Regions from separate parts of the Homo sapiens genome. Here region 1 is linked to region 2. A link is an interaction called in ENCODE POLR2A ChIA-PET data of the cell type or tissue named here. Cell type or tissue: HepG2. All regions are shown on one strand. Region 1 overlaps PPM1A (protein phosphatase, Mg2+/Mn2+ dependent 1A). Region 2 overlaps DAAM1 (dishevelled associated activator of morphogenesis 1).

Region 1 (4,000 bases), 960 kb after region 2:
GAATTAGAGGGATGCCAGGATCCACGTGAAGAGACTAAAGACGCTAGTATTCTGCAGTGAGAATGATGGTAACTTGAGACCAGGGCATTGGTAGAAAAAAGTGGACAGATTTGAGAATGCTTAGGAAGCATATAACCCATGGGATTTGATGATGGACTGATGGGAGATGAGGTAGAGAGAGGTATCAAAGATATCCTTAGTTTCTGTTTCTTTTTCTGAGTTGGGGTCTTGCTATATTGCCTAGGCTGGTCTTGAACTCCTGGATTCAAGCAATCTTACCGCCCCAGCCTCCAAGCAGTTGGGACTACAAGTATGCAACACCGCACCCAGTGAATGTTCTTGGTTTGTATTCACCTTGGTGGGTGATGGTGCCATTCACTGGTAAAAGCTGCAGATATGTGAGGGTGCTCAGGGAGGCAGCATAGAATGGGAAAAGGGCCTACATGTAACCCTTGAGGAATGCCAATGTTTAATGGCTTGGGAGATGAAAATGAGCCTGCAAAGGAGACGACGGAAAAGCTTAGGGGTAGGAAGAAAGCTGGGAGTGTGTGTGTAGCATCTTGAAAGGCCAATGGGAAGAGTGTTTCTGGAGGGAGTGTTATAGTTGAATGCTTCTGTGAGCAGTCAATTAGAGGAGGGCTAAAAATGTCCCTTAGATTAAGTGACTTGGAGGAACTTGATTTAGTAAAATGGCCAGACAGCCTTTTGGAGCATCAACATTTTTTTTAAGAAGTTTAACTGTAAAGAGAAGAGAGGCACATGGGTAGCTCGAGGGGAATAAGTCACATGAAAAGTTATTTTTAATGGGTAACATGGGTGACACTTGTGGCTTTAAAAGTCACACTCCAACTGAGAAATGTTGATAAAAAGGAGAAAAAGGAAAATAGTGTAACATTCCTGAAAAAACTGTCATTTAAGACTCCTTTGAAACATGGGCACCAAAGCTAGTCTAGTAGAGGATTTATTATCAGTGAGAGGACAGAGTCCTATTACAGCAGAAAAGTAGGAGGGGAGGGTTATGAAAGAATTCATTGAAATGGTTCACTCATTTATTGATCTTTTTTTTCTGTAGTATCCAATCTGCCATTCATTGTCTCTATTGCAATTTTCAGTTCAGTAAATTGCTTCTCATTTCCATGAAACTATTTTCAGAGTACCTCTTTTTTAATTGACAGTCTGCAATTGTTTTATTCATTCAATGTCATTTCATATCTTGGTTAGTTTCTAATTTTGAGCTAATGAATACTGAGTCTCCCTCTTTTCAACTTCTGAATTAAAAAAAAAGTCATCTTATTTTTCTCTGTTCATTTTTACACTTTATTTAGCCTAAGTATCTGAAATTGGCTTTGCTAGAAATTACAATTAGTTCACTGTTGTTTTCTTTCAGTCCCAGACAAAAAAGAAAAATTTTAGATTTCTTTCTTTTCTCTTCTTCCTTTTTTTTTTTTTTAAGGTCATTTATCTTTGGCAGTTTTAGAGATTTAGAAAAGAAAATATATAGACTTGTAGGCAGAAGAAGATATGGCACTGAGGGAAGTTTTAGTTTTGTTCTGTGACAGTCTTCCTTATCTTGTATGTTGTCTTTAAAAAGCCTACACATTTAGATTTTCATTACCTCATTTGCAAGGATACAGGATAGCACATGTAGGAGAATTGGAGTGTAAGTCCAGAAACCTAAGTCTTATTCTTAGCCTTACTGATGAACCAGCTTTGTAACCTTGGGCAAGTTATTCTGTTTCTCTGCACCTTCTCATTTGTAAAATAGGTTTACACAAATCATTTCTGCATTTTGGCTCTGATTCATTATGCAAGTTATCAAAATCAAATTTGTAACTATAAATGAGTAATATTTTATTATTTTTATTTTTTTAGAGACAGAGTCTTACTCTATTGCCCAGGCTGGAGTGCAGTGGCACCATTATAGGTCACTGCAGCTTCAAATTCGTGGGCCCAAGCAGTCCTCCTTCCTCAGCCTCCTGAGTAGCTAGGACTACAGGCATGCACCACTATGCCCCGCTAATCATTTTTACAGAGTCACGCTATTTTGCCCAGGCTGGTCTTGAACTGCCCTCAAGTGGTCCTCCCACCTCAGTCTCCCAAAGCACTGGGATTACAGGCATGTGCCACCATGTGTGGCTCTAATCATTTTTAAAGCAACAATCAGTGGGAAATTTCAGCTCCAAATGGGAGAAAAATTTCCAAAGATTAGCCTTTTTTTTTTTTTTTTTTTTACAGATTTGCTACAGTTTTGTTAATGTGCTTATTTCTCATTACCATAGATAACTTTGAGATGGCTGCCTTGGATTACAAACTAGAATTTATTACTATTTCACATAGCTTGGGAAATTAAGTGTAGTTTGTGTAGCCTAAATTATCCTTTATAGAGATGTAGCTGCAAGGGTTAGCATTTCTTCTTTGAACCCCAGGTATGCAGTATATTGCTTAATACTCTATTGTTCCATAAATATGCATTCCAGAAGTCAGCTGACCATTTGTCCTTATCTTTGAGGACAAAGCCCGTACATATGTAAGCATTAGTGAGCAATGTAGAATATAAAGATTTGGTAGCAGTAGAGAGTTTACGCTCTACATCCCACTGCAAGTAATTTGAATATTGCCATATTATCCACTGTGACCTGTGCTGTTTGTTAACGTTCCTTTTCCCCACCTTCCCCGAGGAGCTTGTAGTCTCTCACTATATATTTTTTTCTCTTTGGATTTCCCTTCAGCCTTTAGATTTCTTATCTCTAATGCAAGTCTACTCTAGATTTTTCTCCCAAATGTTTAAAACCAAACCTATTATCTCAGTGGTCATCAAAGGTCCTCTAGTTACCAGTATCCACCCTTCTTGGAATGCCTGTTTAGCAATGTTCTTTTGTTATATGAGTAAGAATAACTCTGGTATTTGCTAAGAGAATATAATTTTCTCCACATTGTATGTATCTATGTCCTTTGTTTATAAAGCCTGGGGGGCGTTCCCTATTAGGTTAAGTGTCCCTACGTAAATAGAAAAATATGTAGGGTTTTATTACTCAACTTTTTAAGGTTTCTGCTCAAATTGTCAGTTGAATAACTCTTGTTACTTTGGGGCTAACATGTTGCATAGGGATTTTAACAATAAAATATATAGAGCATTTTAAAAATTATTCACTATAATTCTGAGTGGATTAAACCAAATGACCGGGTTCAAGACTCTACTATGAGTTCACCTTTGCTTAATAAAAGGCAAGACTGAACATTAATTAATGACTTCTTGGCCCAGCCTTAGAATTTTTCAGTTTAGGGATTAGTTTGGTTTTTAAAAGGTACAAAATGTTCATGAAATTTTCTGATTATATCAAATATTAATTCAGTCTTGTTTTTTGTCATAGTACTTTGTTTTGAAAAGTTCAGATCAACTGATAATACTAGTGCTGTGATGAGACTCAGCTTGTACTCAAGAACAGATTTATGACTAGGTGAGAACTAAAATTTCTCTCAGAAACTAACTAAAAACTTTCATGGACAAATTGAATCCCCTTGGGATTTACTATTTATGGATATACGCCAATTTAATTATTGGACTAAATAAAATACTCTTTATTAGTCCACTTATGGAAGATGACTGTGTAAACATAGTATTTGCAAGTAAGTACTTTTTGGTATTATATTTATATAATCAGCTCTTGTATCCATGTAGCTTATAGTTGGCTGCTTCACCAGGACTCTACAAATTGCTCAGAACCCAAGGAGGTAAGATTTTTATATTGCCTGTTTTCAGTATGTAAAAGTCCAGCCACAAAACTATTAATTTACCCTTGACTATATTTTTACAGTTGCTGTGGAGCTGAACCTAAAATTTTGTTAGATGGTTACTTGGTTTGTTACATTTTTATATACTAATTTATATACTATAATAATATACTGTATATATTTTTTAAAGTCTGGGGTTTGTTTTTAGAAAGTATATTCTATCTTCAAAGAATTATTTGGTAGTTTCATGTGTGTATCTGGAAAATAA
Region 2 (4,000 bases):
CTATAGCTATTTTATTAACATGTTAAAGTATAACCAAGGCCTGTTTTTAAAAACTCATCAGATTTCCTAAACGTTGTGAAACTATGGGAGTGTAATCCAGTCTAACTTCAAAGCCTCTGCTGTAGCCTTAGTCCCCATCATCTGGCTTCTTCAATCTCCAGATGAAATTCACACAACTGCCTGAGTTGAGATATCAGTTACTGCCAGCTTTTAAGGCACTGTAAGCAATAGTTACTTTGCCCCCTTGTTGTGACTACTTAAAAAATAGTTTTGAAATTGCATTTCTTTTATTCCACCTGTGTAGACCTGTCTGGAAAGATTTGCTTACAGAAAGTGTTTTTTCGAGGCACAGTATAGGACTGAAATTAAATGCCCCACCTTGAAACCACTCTCCTGAGGGTTGGGATTCTGACATCAGGATATAGAGCTCTACTAAAAGAGATGTTAAAACCTAGTAGGTAGTCACTGCTTCATTATGAGACAGTAGCTGTGTGTACATGGCATAACATCTTCTCCACTAGGGTGGGATATCCATTGTCCTCAGGTGGTCTTTGAATGTGAAGCTAAAGAACCAAAATTTTCCTTTTCAGGTCTGTTTGATCACACAAGTGACTCACATAGATGTGCAAATACGCATAGAAATCCCTGACCACAGTGCCATCTTCTGCTGGGCTCAGTGTTCAGGTGGAGCCAGAGGCCACAGCCACTGATAACTGATTTTTTTTTTTTTTTTGAGATTTGGCTTCAGGTTGGCACAGATCTCCCATCCACAGAAGCCCTGGGGGGCTTAGGGGCTGGCTCCAGGTCACCCTGCTCTGTAAGAGGCAAGGCTGGCTGGGACAGTTTAGGAATCGGTGCCTGAATTCTTTGGGTTTCAGTTCTTTTCCACTCAGAGGCACTACCTTTTCTATCAAAACTCCTGAGCTGTCACAGCATGAGGGCTGCGCCTGGAACTAATGTGAGTTCATTTTACTACCTTCCATTCAATGTCAGGCTTTATTCTTCTACCTCTTCATCTGAAGCAGTACTTAATTTTTGCCACATCAAATGAAACCCTTCTTCAAGTTTTTACTGTCTGATGGAGTCTGAATACACTAACTGAAAAAGTTTGGTTAATAACTGGCTGAATCCTATGGTCACCTAAGGCAAGTTTCCTTCTCTCATGGATTCCATCCAGGTGTATAGTCTAACAGTACTGTCCAGTGTGACATAGCCCCTGAAGGAAAACAACTTTACACCACTTAAATTCTTCTTGATCCACGCTTCAGAAAATGTCCCCTTGTTATACCTAACTCACACTTCAGCATTCTCTGTGGAAATTGAGCTGGGAAGACCACCCTAGTCAAGTAGGCAGTCTGATCATTTATAGCCAACATTTAAAAATAAATACGTCATACCTTCGTGTCTTCTAAAGGCTTGAGTGGGTCATTGTCTGGGTGCTCTGGAAGTCGGATGTGTTTCTAGGTGCTGTGTGTATATGTTGGGTGGTATGTCACTTTTTTTCCCCCCTTTTTAGGACCAGGAAGAAAACAAGGGAGCTACAAGTTGGCCTGAATTCTACATTGATCAGCTCAATTCCATGGCTGCTGTAAGTAGACTTTTATGTTCTTTGACACACTGTTTAAAATGCAAGTGTAGTACAAAGTACACAGTTGCACAATAAATTCGATTGAGTATGACCTACCAAATGTCAGTACCTTTCCAAACTCCATCCTAAACATTCAATGCTGGGGAAAGGAAAGAGGGTAGGAGGGATACTTGGCAAAGTGATTTTTCCAGTATGTTTTAAATAAAATCAGCACACACTGCAATATAATTGAGTTTAATGTTGTAAGTGAAAATGTAGTTTGAAATCTGGCTTGTGTTCAACTTTAACTTGCAATTGCTCTTACCAGTCACTCGGAGCTTGGTTATGGCAGCACTATTTTAAAAGTTAATACCATTTTAAAATAATATGATTAAGCGATTTCTTTACTATATCCCTCCCATTCTCTTTCTTACTGAGAACTTGGTTATTTCCTGGCATCATGATTTTGCAGGGGACCAAGTACTCTTTACTCATATAATAGATCAGGAATTCATAAAGCAAGTGGTTTAATGAAAAGGCGTCATAATAATAGTGCTGAGATGTCCTCGGAAAATCTTTAGTACATGGATTGTTGGTTCAGTAATTGCTTAATATGTATTCTCAATGCCTAAAATATGAATTCTAATCACATGGATGTCTGTGATGTCAGCATTGCCAGCAGCTTGAGGGACACCTATTCATCACAGCTAAAATTCACAGCAGAAAATAAGTCATCAACCTTTGAGCCTTAGTAGCTTAAATCCCATCCCTGTTGATAAGAATTAGAGGTTGCCCATAGTAGAATGCAGTCTTTGTCTCAGTGGGCACACTCATGGTTTTAAGAGTCAATCTGTTATATTCATGTTTATAACATGCAAGTAGATGATAGCTTCTAGAATACTTTCTTCTACCTCCTTCCTGCCTTCTCTCTTTATGGAGAATAAATTTCTTATCACTCAAAACAAGCATTTTAAATGGTCTCATAACATTTTCCTGCTGCTGGAATAGTTAAAAACTGATTAGAATATGTGAGTCGTTCACATGTTTCCTAAACTTTTAGAGGTCTTGACTTTTAGTAACTTCCTCTTTTTTAGCTTTTTTCTTACAAGATGCTTCTTCTGTTGTCATACAATGAATAATAAACAGCCTATATATATAAATTATAGAAGAAACTACATAAGTTTTTCCCCAAGGGTTTCTAGTCTAAAAGCATAGCAGAAATGGACAGAAAATAACCACCAAATCCTTCTTATTCAAGGCATCTCACACAATGCCAAAGATGAGAAAAGGGTGATCTCAGCATTTGTATGAATATGCTAACAGAATGTGAGATTTGTGATGACCACCAGGGATTTTCTGTGCATCTGCCTAAGCAATAATAATTTGGAGCCATTTATATTTCCTGCATATAAAGGCTATTTTCTGAATTCTTGTTCCTGGCTGTTAGGAAAAAAAGAATTGTTTCTCTTTCTAATTAAATTTGCATGTTTGTTATCTAATGAGAAGTTGCTTATTTGTTAATGAATTCCCTTCTATAAATGGGGAACTACTAAGTACTGTATGGATTTTTCCTTTCTTCAAGTATAGGACAGTTAGATTAATTTGTCCTTTAGTGACTTAATCCCTGCCTTGTCTGAAGTAGACCTGGTTCATTTGTGTGCTACAGGGTCTGTGATGTGCCAACATGTGGCCCTTCTTTAAGGGCCTCCTCTCTCCTCCATCCAGCTCCTTGGACAATTCTTTGCCACATTCTTGAGTGATCTACATTTTAACTGCTGTGTGTTTGGTTCCCAATCCAAAATCCTTCCCAAGAGCACCACAAGTCTATTAAATTGTCAGTGACTTTGCTATACTTTTTGTGTCAAACACCTAAGAAAGCTTTCTAATGTTCCTTTTAGGACTGAGCCAACATCTTTCCAGGGTCAAAGGTAAAAGGCATTAATAGTCCATGAATTAGTGAGGCCTCAAAATTCCTGCATACTTCAGGGAATAAGGAGATCTGATGAGACCAGAAACCCTATGCTGAGTTTTCTGTTTTTCTCAACATTCTGATTGCCACCACCGCCTTGCATAGTTCTGGCTAATCACTATGATGTCTGTACTGGAGAATTCTTGATAACACACAGCAGAAATCCTGAGATATTGTACCTGGAGCAGTGGAAAGGCACACAAGTTCTCCAAATCCTTTCATGGCCCAGCAGCTAGACTCTTTGGTTGTCTGCTTAGGGCATTCTTGAAGGAGTGTTTGTCCACATTGTCATCACCCATTGTCTGCAGAATCAGCAGCAACTACTACATGACAAGCAGGGTAACAGGCACTTCATATGTTGTTTGCGGTCCCACCAGCATCCTATGCTGTAAGTGCTATTTATAGATAAGGAGTCTGAGACTCCAGAAAGGTTACCTTGCCCAAGGTTATCTAATTAGGAGGTG

Evidence for each region. Peaks named below come from ENCODE experiments on the same cell type or tissue, not always from the same donor. Only the 100,000 strongest peaks of a DNase experiment are listed, where the experiment ranks them.
Region 1: POLR2A ChIA-PET joins it to region 2 with 8 read pairs; 1 of 35 experiments calls an interaction of 5 or more read pairs at or near these places.

The regions. Positions count from the first base shown.
Region 1 is chr14:60,273,634-60,277,633 of GRCh38, forward strand. All of the region lies in intron 1 of PPM1A (protein phosphatase, Mg2+/Mn2+ dependent 1A), which reads left to right. Among named protein-coding and RNA genes, the nearest start is that of PPM1A, 26 kb to the left of the region's middle. In HepG2, no CTCF peak of the experiment used is centred here; DNase peaks (open chromatin) are centred at 988 and 2,488.
Region 2 is chr14:59,313,764-59,317,763 of GRCh38, forward strand. DAAM1 (dishevelled associated activator of morphogenesis 1) reads left to right here. Exons shown (of 25, transcript NM_001270520.2): 4 at 1,517-1,588. Among named protein-coding and RNA genes, the nearest start is that of DAAM1, 130 kb to the left of the region's middle. In HepG2, a CTCF peak has its summit at 678 (motif pointing left); DNase peaks (open chromatin) are centred at 628, 1,638 and 2,308.